2 separate regions of the Homo sapiens genome follow, and region 2 is linked to region 1. Evidence: read pairs that join two places in POLR2A ChIA-PET (ENCODE). Cell type or tissue: B cell. All regions are shown on one strand. Each heading gives the region's core, and the rest is flanking DNA. Links, peaks and the distances in the headings are about the cores only.

What was found. Peaks named below come from ENCODE experiments on the same cell type or tissue, not always from the same donor. Only the 100,000 strongest peaks of a DNase experiment are listed, where the experiment ranks them.
Region 2: POLR2A ChIA-PET joins it to region 1 with 6 read pairs; 6 of 35 experiments call an interaction of 5 or more read pairs at or near these places.

What each region holds. Positions count from the first base shown.
Region 1 is chr19:15,347,031-15,352,397 of GRCh38, reverse strand. All of the region lies in intron 3 of LOC124904643 (a long non-coding RNA gene), which reads right to left. Among named protein-coding and RNA genes, the nearest start is that of BRD4, 17 kb to the right of the region's middle. In B cell, for the core only: no CTCF peak of the experiment used is centred there; a DNase peak (open chromatin) is centred at 3,181; H3K27ac peaks cover 549 bases.
Region 2 is chr19:15,210,043-15,215,409 of GRCh38, reverse strand. No RefSeq gene overlaps it. Among named protein-coding and RNA genes, the nearest start is that of NOTCH3, 12 kb to the right of the region's middle. In B cell, for the core only: no CTCF peak of the experiment used is centred there; no DNase peak of the experiment used is centred there.

The DNA.
Region 1 (5,367 bases), core at 68-5,067:
GGTTTCAAGTGATCCTCCCACTTCAGCCTCTTGATTAGCTGGGACTACAGGAGTGCACCACTATGCCCAGCTAATTTTTAAAAGCCTTGTAGCCAGGCATGGTGGCTCATGCCTGTAGTCCCAGCACTTTGGGAGGCCAAGGCAGGTGGATGGTCTGAGGTCAGGAGTTCAAGACCAGCCTGGCCAGCATGGTGAAACCCCGTCTCTACTAAAAATATAAAAATTAGCTAGGCATGGTGGCAGATGCCTGTAATCCCAGCTACTCGGGAAGCTGAGGCAGGAGAATCGCTTGAACCTGGGAGGTGGAGGTTGAAGTGAGCTGAGATCACGCCACTGCACTCCAGCCTGAGCCAACAGAGCGAGATTCCATCTGGAAAAAAAAGTCTTGTAAGCCGGGCGTTGTGGCTCATGCCTGTAATCCCAGCACTTTGGGAGGCTGAGGCGGGTGGATCACCTGATGTCAGGAGTTAGAGACCAGCCTAGCCAACATGGTGAAACCCCGTCTCTACTAAAAATACAAAAAATTAGCCAGGTGTGGTGGCAGGTGCCTGTAATCCCAGCTACTCAGAAGGCTGAGGCAGGAGAATTTCTTGAACCCAGGAGGCGGAGGTTGCAGTGAGCCGAGGTCATGCCATTGCACTCCATCCTGGGCAACAAGAGTGAGACTCCATCTCAAAAAAAAAAAATTACTTCTATGTTTTATTCCAATAATTTAATAATGTTAGCTCATATTTAGGTCTGTAGTTCATTTTAATTTTTGTTTGTTTTGTTTTGTTTTGTTTTGAGACGGAGTCTGGCTCTGTCGCCCAGGCTGGAGTGCAGTGGCGCGATCTCAGCTCACTGCAAGCTCAGCCTCCCGGGTTCACACCATTCTCCTGCCTCAGCCTCCCGAGTAGCTGGGACTACTGGCGCCCGCCACCACGCCCAGCTAATTTTTTTGTATTTTTTAGTAGAGACGGAGTTTCGCCTTGTTAGCCAGGATGGTCTTGATCTCCTGACCTCGTGATCCGCCTGCCTCGGCCTCCCCAAAGTGCTGGGATTACAAGCGTGAGCCACCGCGCCCGGCCAATTTTTTTTTTTTTTTTTTTTTTTTGAGATGGAATCTCATTCTCTTGTCCAGGCTGGAGTGCAGTGGCGCAGTCTCAGCTCACTGCAGCCTCTGCCTCCTCAGTTCAAGTGATTCTCACGCCTTAGCCTCCCGAGTAGCTGGGATTACAAAATTGTGCCACCACGCCTGGCTACTTTTTGTATTTTTAGTAGAGACAGGGTTTCATCATGTTGGCCAAGTTGGTCTCGAACTCCTGATGTCAAGTGATCCTCCTGCCTCGGCCTTCCAAAGTGCTGGGATTATAGGCGTGAGCCACTGCCTCTGGCCAAGTTAATTTTTATATACGTGTAAGGTAAGGGTCCAACTTCACTCCATGTGGCTTATCGCGTTGTCTCAACAGTATTTGTTGAAGAGACTGTTCTTTCCCCCAATGAATGGTCTTGATACCCTTGTCAAAAGTTAGTTGACCATATAACTACATGGTTTACTTCTGGACTGTCAGCTCTATTCTATTCTACGTATCTATCCTTATGTCACTGTGCTTTGAAGTAAGATTTAAAGTCAGGCAGCGGTTCATGCCCATAATCCCAACACTTTGGGAGGCTGAGGCAGGCAGATCAGGTAAGGCCAGGAGTTAGAGACCAGCCTGGCCAACATGGTGAAACTTCATCTCTACTAAAAATATAAAAATCACCTGGACAGGCCAGGAGCGGTAGCTCACGCCTGTAATCCCATTTACTTTGGGAGGGCGAGATGGGTGGATCACCTGAGGTCAGGAGTTCGAGACCAGCCTGGCCAACATGGTGAAACCCTGTCTCTACTAAAAATACAAAAAATTAGCTGGGCATGTGGTGCGCACCTGTAATCGCAGCTACTCTAGAGGCTGAAGCAGGAGAATCGCTTGGACCCAGGAGGGAGGCAGAGGTTGCAGTGAGCCGAGATCATGCCATTGCACTCCAGCCTGGGCAACAAGAGTGAAACTCTGTCTCAACAACAACAACAAAAAAAATTAGCTGGACATGGTGACATGCACCTGTAATCCCAGCTACTTGGGAGGCTGAGGTGGGAGGATCGTTTGAGCCTAGGAGGTGGAGGGTGCAGTGAGCTGATACCGTGCCACCTGTAATCCACCCAGCCTGGGCAACAAAGTGACGACACTCTGCCTCAAAAATTAAATTAAAATAATAAATAACTCAAAGTCGGCCAGGCACAGTGGCTCATGCCAGTAATCCCAGCACTTTGCGAGGCCGAGGCAGGTGGATCACCTGAGCTCAGGAGTTGGGGACCAGCATGGGCAACATGGTGAAACCTCTTCTCTACCAAAAATACAAAAAATTAGCTGGGCATGGTGGTGGGCACCTGAAGTTCCAGTTAGTGGAGACACTGAGGTGAGAGTATCACCTGAGCCTGGGAGGTAGAGGTTGCAGTGAACTGAGATCATGCCACTGCACTCTAGCCTGAGTGACAGAGACTGTGTTCAAGAAAAATAAATAGGCTGGGCATGGTGGCTCACGCCTGTAATCCCAGCACTTTGGGAGGCCAAGGCGGGTGGATCATGAGATCAGGAGTTCAAGACCTGCCTGGCCAAGATGGTGACACCCCGTCTCTACTAAAAATACAAAAAAATTAGCTGGGCATGGTGGTAGGCACCTGTAATCCCAGTTATTTGGGAGGCTGAGGCAGAGAATTGCTTGAACTGGGAGGCAGAGGTTCCAGTGAGCTGAGATCGTGCCACTGCACTTTAGCCTGGGTGACAGAGCCAGACTCCATCTCAAATAAATAAATAAATAAAATAGATGAATAAATACAAGCTCAGGTGCAGTGGCTCACGCCTGTAATCCCAACACTTTGAGAGGTCAAGGCAGGTGGATCCCCTGAGGTCAGGAGTTTGAGATCAGCCTGGCCAACACCCAACATGGCGAAACCCTATCTCTACTAAAAATATAAAAATTAGCCAGGTGTGGTGGCGCATGCATATAATCCCGGCTACTTGGGAGGCTGAGGCAGAACAATCACTTGAACCTGGGAGGCGGAGGTTGTACTGAGCTGAGCTTGCACCACTGCACTCCAGCCTGGGCGACAGAGTGAGACTCCATCTCAATAACAATAAAAACATGAATAAATAAAATAAATAAGGAACTGTGACTCCTCCGACTTTGTTCCTCTTTTTCAAGATTGTTTTGGTTATTCTGTGTCCCTGTTTTTTGTTTTTTGTTTTTTTTGAGACGGAGTCTCTCTCTGTTGCCCAAGCTGGAGTGCAGTGACGTGATCTCGGCTCACTGCAAGCTCCGCCTCCCAGGTTCACGCCATTCTCCTTCCTCAGTCTCCCGAATAGCTGGGACTACAGGTGCCTGCCACCACACCCCACTAATTTTTTGTATTTTTAGTAGAGACGGGGTTTCACTGTGTTAGTGAGGATGGTCTCGATCTCCTGGCCTCGTGGTCCACCCGCCTTGGCCTCCCAAAGTGCTTGGATTACAGGTGTGAGCCACCGCACCAGGCCTTTTTTTTTTTTTTTTTTGAGACAGAGTCTCGCTCTGTCAACAATGCGGAGTGCAGTGGCGCGATCTCAGCTCACTGCAACCTCCACCTCCCACGTTCAAGCGATTCCCCTGCCTCAACCCCCAGAGTAGCTGGGATTACAGGCACGTGCTACCACAACCAGCTAATTTTTGTTATTTTTAGTAGAGATGGCGTTTTGCCATATTGGTCAGGCAGGTTTTGAACTCCTGACCTCAGGTGATCCGCCCACCTCGGCCTCCCAAAGTGCTTGGATTACAGGCGTGAGCCACTGCACCTGGCCCCAGCCCTTGAGTTTTTATATGGACTTTAGGGTCATCTTGTCAAACCCAGCTGGTACTCTGACAGAGATATCAGACAGGAAATCTACAGATCAACTGAGGTAATATTGCCTTTTTTTTTTTTTTTTTTTGAGACGGAGTCGCGCTGTCACCAGGCTGGAGTGCAGTGGTGCGATCTCAGCTCGCTGCAACCTTGGCCTCCCAGGTTCAAGCCATTCTCCTGCCTCCGTCTCCTGAGTAGCTGGGACTACAGGCGTGTGCCACTGTACCCACCCAGCTGATTTTTGTATTTTTAGTAGAGATGGGGTTTCGCCATGTTGGCAAGGATGGTCTCGATCTCTTGACCCTGTGATCCACCCGCTTCAGCCTCCCAAAGTCCTGGAATTACAGGCGTGAGCCACCGTGCCCAGGCTTGGACCTCTTTTGTTCCTAAGTATTTTTTATATGTTTGATGCTATTGTAAAATGAAGTTTTAACATTTCTTTCGTTTGTTTTTTTTTTGAGACAGAATCTTGCCCTGTCGCCAGGCTGGAGTGCAATGGTGCAATCTGGGCTCACTGCAACCTCCGCCTCCCGGGTTCAAACGATACTCCTGCCTCAGCCTCCAAAGTAGCTGGGACTACAGGCGCACGCCCAGCAAATTTTTCTATTTTTAATAGAGACAGGGTTTCACCATGTTGGCCAGATGGTCTCGATCTCTTCACCTCATGATCTGCCCTCAGCCTCCCAAAGTGCTGGGATTTCGGGGGTGAGCCACCGTGCCCGGACTAAAAAAATTTTTTTTTTGAGACAGAGTCTTGCTCTGCAGCCCAGGTTGGAGTGCAGTGCCAGCATAATCTTGGTTCACTGCAACCTCTGCCTCCTGGGTCCCAGTTAAGCAATTCTTCGCCTTAGCCTCCCGAGTAGCTGAGATTACAGGCGCACACCACCATGCCCAGCTAACTTTTGTATTTTTAGTAGAGACGGGGTTTCACCATGTTGGCCAGGCTGGTCTTGAACTCTTGACCTCGTGATCCACCCACCCCGGCCTCCCAAAGTGGTAGGATTACAGGTGTGAGCTACCATAAATTTTTTTTTTTTTTTGAGACGCAGCCTCATTCTGTTGCCCAGGCTGGAGTGCAATGGTGTGATCTTGGCTCACTGTAACCTCAGCCTCCCGGGTTCAAGCGATTCTCCTGCCTCAACGTCTGAGTAGCTGGGATTACTGGTGCATGCCACCACACCCAGCTAATTTTTGTATTTTTAGTAGTGACAGGGTTTCACCATGTTGGCCAGGCTGGTCTTAAACTCCTGATACCAAGTGATCAGCCCGCCTCGGCTTCCCAAAGTGCTGGGATTACAGGTGAAAGCCACTGAACCCAGCCTATTTAAAACATTTTTAATTAAAAATTTTGGGCCGGGTGCGGTGGCTCACGCCTGTAATCCCAGCACTTTGGGAGGCTGAGGCGGGCGGATCACGAGGTCAGGAGATCATAGACCATCCTGGCTAACACGGTGAAACCCCGTCTCTACTAAAAA
Region 2 (5,367 bases), core at 269-5,268, 140 kb after region 1:
TTTTTTTGAGATGGAATCTCCCTCCGTCACCCAGGCTGGAGTGCAGTGGTGCAATCTCAGCTCATGACAACCTCCGCCTCCCGGGTTCAAGCAATTCTCCTGCCTCAGCCTCCTGAGTAGCTGGGATTACAGGCACCTGCCACCGTGCTCGGCTAATTTTTGTATTTTTAGTAGAGATGAGGTTTCACCATGTTGACCCAGACTGGTCTCGAATTCCTGACCTCAGGTGATCCACCCAACTCAGCCTCCCAAAGTGCTGGGATTACAGGCATGAGCCATCACACCCAGCCTCTTTATTATTATTTTTTTAAGACAGGGTCTTGCTCTTTTGCCCAGGCTGAAGTGCAATGGCACAATCATAGCTCTCTGCAGCCTCAAACTCTGGGCTCAAGTGATCCTCCTGCCTTAGCCTCGGGAGTAGATGGGTCTACAGGCATGCACCACCTATGCCTGGCTAATTTAAAAAATTTTCTTAGGCCAGGCATGGTGGCTCATGCCTGTAATCCCAGCAGTTTGGGAGGCCGAGGCAGGTGGATCACGAGCTCAGGAGTTCGAGACCAGCGTGACCAACATGGTGAAACCCTGTCTCTACTAAAAATACAAAAAAAAAAAAAACTAGCCAGACGTGGTGGCGCATGCCTGTAATCCCAGCTACTCAGGAGGCTGAGGCAGGAGAATCACTTGGATCCGGGAGGTGGAGGTTGCAGTGAGTGGAGATGGTGCCACTGCACTCTAGCCTAGTGACAGAGCGAGACTCTATCTCAAAAAAAAATTTTTTTTTTTCTTCTGAAGAGACAGGTGGGGTCTCGCTATGTTGACCAGGCTGGTTCTGAACTCCTGGACTCAAGTGATCCTCCTTCCTTGGCCTCCCAAAGTGCTGGGATTACAGGCGTGAGCCACTGCACTCAACCTTGATGGTTCTTGTTTGCCTATTTGTTTCTTGTCTGCTTCCCTTCTCAGGGCAGGAACTGGCTCTGTCTTGGGTCACCTCTGTCTACAATAAGGCCTGGCACCAAGTAGGTGTCCAGTAAATGTTTGTTGAATGACTGAATGAAGGTGAGAAGAGCTGGAGGTTCAGAGTGAGCAGCCAGGGGAAAGGAGCCTTTGTAGTATGAGAAGCATTTTCCTACCAGTGGGAACTCTGCATGCAAAGGCTGACAAGGCTGAGAGGCAGGGAGATGAAGCTGATGAGGTGGGGAGGAATTGTGTCACTTCAGGCAATGGGGAGCCATGGAAGTTTCAAGCATCGGAGTGTCCCAGGGAAGCAGTGTCCAGGGGACATGGCTGGGTCCAGCCTCCCCACACTTGCCGAAGGCCCACACTCAATTGCCCTCACTCCTGCTGGTTCTCACTAGGCTCCCACAGCCCACTGCCTGGCTCGAGAACCTGGCCCCAGCTTCCGCGCAGAGGGCGGGACTGTAGTCCCAAGAGGAGAAGCCAAGGGCACATTCTCAGGTTCCCGGTCAGCGGGCCGGCAGCTGTGTCTTGGCCTGGCCCCAGGTCCCGCGTCCCCAGGGACTGAGCTCATGGAGGAGAAATGCAGTCCCCAGCCAAGGCAGCCAGCAGGGGCCGGGGAGGGGGCTCAAGCCCACCCCCACCATGTTGGGAACTGTGCGGCCGCAGCTGCAAGGCCATGGGAAGGGTTGCTCCGACTGCCCAGTCCCCTAGGGATCTGGACACCTTGGGTGGGTCCCACCACCGTGGCTGGAGGGCAGTGGCAGGAACCCGCAGCTGAGACCCCATCTTCGGCTGAGCGGGTGCTTTGTAGATGGGTCTTTCTTCTTCTTCTTTTTTTTTTTTTTTTGAGATGGAGTCTCGCTCTGTCTCCCAGGCTGGAGTGCAGTGGCACAATCTCTGCTCACTGCAAGCTCCACCTCCCAGGTTCACGCCATTCTCCTGCCTCAGCCTCCCAAGTAGCTGAGACTACAGGCGCCCGTCACCACACCCGGCTAATTTCTTTTGTATTTTTAGTAGAGTCGGGGTTTCACCATGTTAACCAGGATGGTCTCAATCTCCTGACCTTGTGATCCGCCCACCTCGGCCTCCCAAAGTGCTGGGATTACAGGCTTGAGCCACTGCACCCGGCGGGGTCTTTTTCTTTTTTTCTTGAGATAGAGTCTTGCTCTGTTGCCCAGGCTGGAGTGCAGTGGTGCGATCTCGGCTCACTGCAACCTCTGCCTCCTGGGTTGCAGGGATGATTCTCCTGCCTCAAGTGATTCTCCTGCCTCAGCCTCCCAAGTAGCTGGGATTACAGGCGTCTGCCACCAAGCCTGACTAATTTTTGTATTTTTAGTAGAGATGGGGTTTCACCATATTGGCCAGGCTGGTCTCGAACTCCTGACCTCAAGTGATCCGCACGTCTCAGCCTCCCCAAGTGCTGGGATTACAGGCATGAGCCACCGCTCCTGGCCGGGTCTTTCTTCTTTTAGTCTGTATTCCCCCGTGAAGTCCTCTGCCTGGGTTTTCACCGTTACTTCCCCCTCTCCCACAGATCAGGGTGTGCTGTATCAGCAGTCACAGACTCTGAACTTCCTGCCTAGTGAAATGTGTGTCCAGGGTCCTTGGTTGCTCCTAGTGATGAGGAGCTCAGCACCTCCTACAGCATCCATTCCAGCAGAAAGCCCTTTCTCAATCGCTTGAACACCGGAGGCGGAGGTTTCAGTGAGCCGAGATCGAGCCACTGCAGCCTAGCCTGGGTGACAGAATGACATTCTGTCTCAAAATAAATAAATAAATAAATAAAATAAAGAAAAAAAAGAAAGAAAGCCCCTTCTCAGATGGGCCAAGGGAGGAGCTGGCCTTTCCTTGAGGGCCCTAACTTTGCCCCTCAATCCCTAGACCCTTCTGTGGAACCATAGACCACCCCCGCCTGCAAAATTATACTGAACAGAGTGGTTTGAGGCCCCTGAAGTGGCTAAGTGGCTTTTTTTTCGGGGGACAGGGTCTCACTCTGTCACCAGGCTGGAGTGCAGTGGTGCGATCTTGGGTCACTGCAACCTCCACCTTCTGGGTTCAAGTGATTCTCCTGCCTCAGCCTCCCGAGTAGCTGGGACTACAGGCACCTGCCACCACGCCCGGCTAATTTTTTGTATTTTTAGTAGAGATGGGGTTTCACCATGTTAGCCAGGATGGTCTCGATCTCCTGACCTCGTGATCTGCCCACCTTGGCCTCCCAAAGTGCTGGGATTACAGGCGTGAGCCACCTCGCCCGGCCCTGAAGTGGCTCTTCTGGGCTGGGCTTCCCAGCTCCTTCAGCCCCTTCCTGAGTCACCAAACCGTCCTACGTCACCTGCTTTTTGCTCACTCCATGCTGGGGGATGCTGGGACCCTCAAGAAGCCTCATCCTCTGTCTAACCCCCAAGGAGCCCTCAGTCCTTTGTTTGTTTGTTTTTTGTTTTTGTTTTGAGACAGGGTCTCAGTCTGTCACCCAGGCTGGAGTGCAGGGGCACGATCTCAGCTCACTGCAACCTCCACCTCCCAGGATCAAGCAATCCTCCCACCTCAGTCTTCTGAATTGCTGGGACTACAGGTATGCACCAGCATGCCCAGCTAATTTTTGTGTTTTTTGTAGACACAGGGTTTTACCATGTTACCCAGGCTGGTCTGAAATGCCTGTCCTCAGGTGACCCACCCCCCTCGTCCTCTCAAAGTGTTGGGATGACAGGCATGAGCCCCTGTGCCCAGCCAGCCCTTAGTCTTTAAATAGGGGACAAACCAGGGTACAGACACCCCCAACCCCTTGTGAACAAGGCTGAGCCATGGAGAAAAAGGGCACCGGGAGAGCGGGGGTGTCGGGGAGAGAGCAGCGCAGACTGAGGGACAGGGAGGACTTCCCGGAGTGGTATCCCTGAAGAATGGATAGGAGGTAACCAGAAATAGAAATAAGGGGCCAGGCACAGTGGCTCAGGCCTGGAATCCCAGCACTTTGGGAGGCCAAGAGCAGGAGGATCGCTCAAGCTCTGGAGTTTGAGACCAGCCTGGGCAACATAGCGAGACACTCATCGCTACAAAAAATACAAAAATAAGCAGGGTGTGGTGCTGAGCACCTGTAATTCCAACTACTCGGGAGGCCAAGGTGGGAGGATCACTTAAGCCTGGGAGGTCAAGGCTGCAGTGAGCTGTGTTCACGCCACTGCACTCCAGCCTGGCCTATAGAACGAGACCCTGTCTCTATTAAAAATAAGTAAATAAATAAATAGAAAGAAAGAAAGAGAGCAGGCCAGGCGTGGTGGCTCACGCCTGTAATCCCAGCACTTTGGAAGGCTGAGGCGGGCGGATCACTTGAGGTCAGGAGTTCGAGACCAGCCTGGCCAACATGGTGAAACCCCATCTCTACTAAAAATACAAAAATTAGCCGGGTGTGGTGGCCCGCCCCTGTAATTCCATGGGAGGCTGAGGCCGGAGAATCACTTGAACCTGGGAGGTGGAGGCTGCAGTGAGCCGAGGTCACACCACTACTGCACTCCAGCCTGGGTGACAAGAGCGAAACTCTGTCTCAAAAAAAAAAAAAAAAAAGAAAAGAAAAGAAAAAAATAAAGAGAGCGGCATGGGCAAAGGGGTGGCCTGTGTGAGAACTGTGTGAGAAACAGCAGAACATTCCCTCTAGCTGGAAGAAAATGAATTTTTGAAGAGGTCACACTGGCTGTGAGTTCCTGCTTGGGGAGGAAGCAAAAGGGTGTTTCTGTGCAGCTGGGTGTCTCAGGCAGAGGGAAGCACCCAGGCAAAGACCATGGGAGCACAAGGCCTGCTGGTTGCATCTGGGGTTTGACATGGTGTGACAATGGTTTTTTGTTTGTTGTTTTTGCTGGGGGTTTGGTGGGGAGGGTTAGGAAGGAGAGGGTCAGTCCCGGCCCAAGGGGCCCAAATGCAGGACTGAGGGCCTTGGATTTCCTTCCTGGGTGGTAGGCATGACGCAGGACTAGATCTGTGCCTGTCCCCATGGGCCTCTTGACTCAGCACAGTCACCGTGAGTCAGTGTGTGCCCCTTCTTAGGCAACTTCTGTTATTCCTCTGCCCAACCCCTACCCCGCCCCTGTACTCCATGTGGCCGGGAGTCACTGAGACCCAGGTTCATTTTTTTTCTTTTTCTTCCTTTTTTTTTTTTTTAATAAGGTCACTCTGTTGGCCAGGCTGCAGTGCAGTGGTGCGACTCGACCATGGCTCCCTGCAGTCTGGAACTCCTAGGCTCAGGTGATCCTCCTGCCTCAGACGCCCACATAGCTGGGACTACAGGTGTATGGGGTCTCACTGTGCTACCCAGGCTGGTCTCGAACTCTAGGCTCAGGTGATCCTCCTGCCTCAGCCCCCTGAGTAGCTGGGACAACAGGTGCACACCACCACACCCAGCTAATTCTTTCTTTTCTTTTT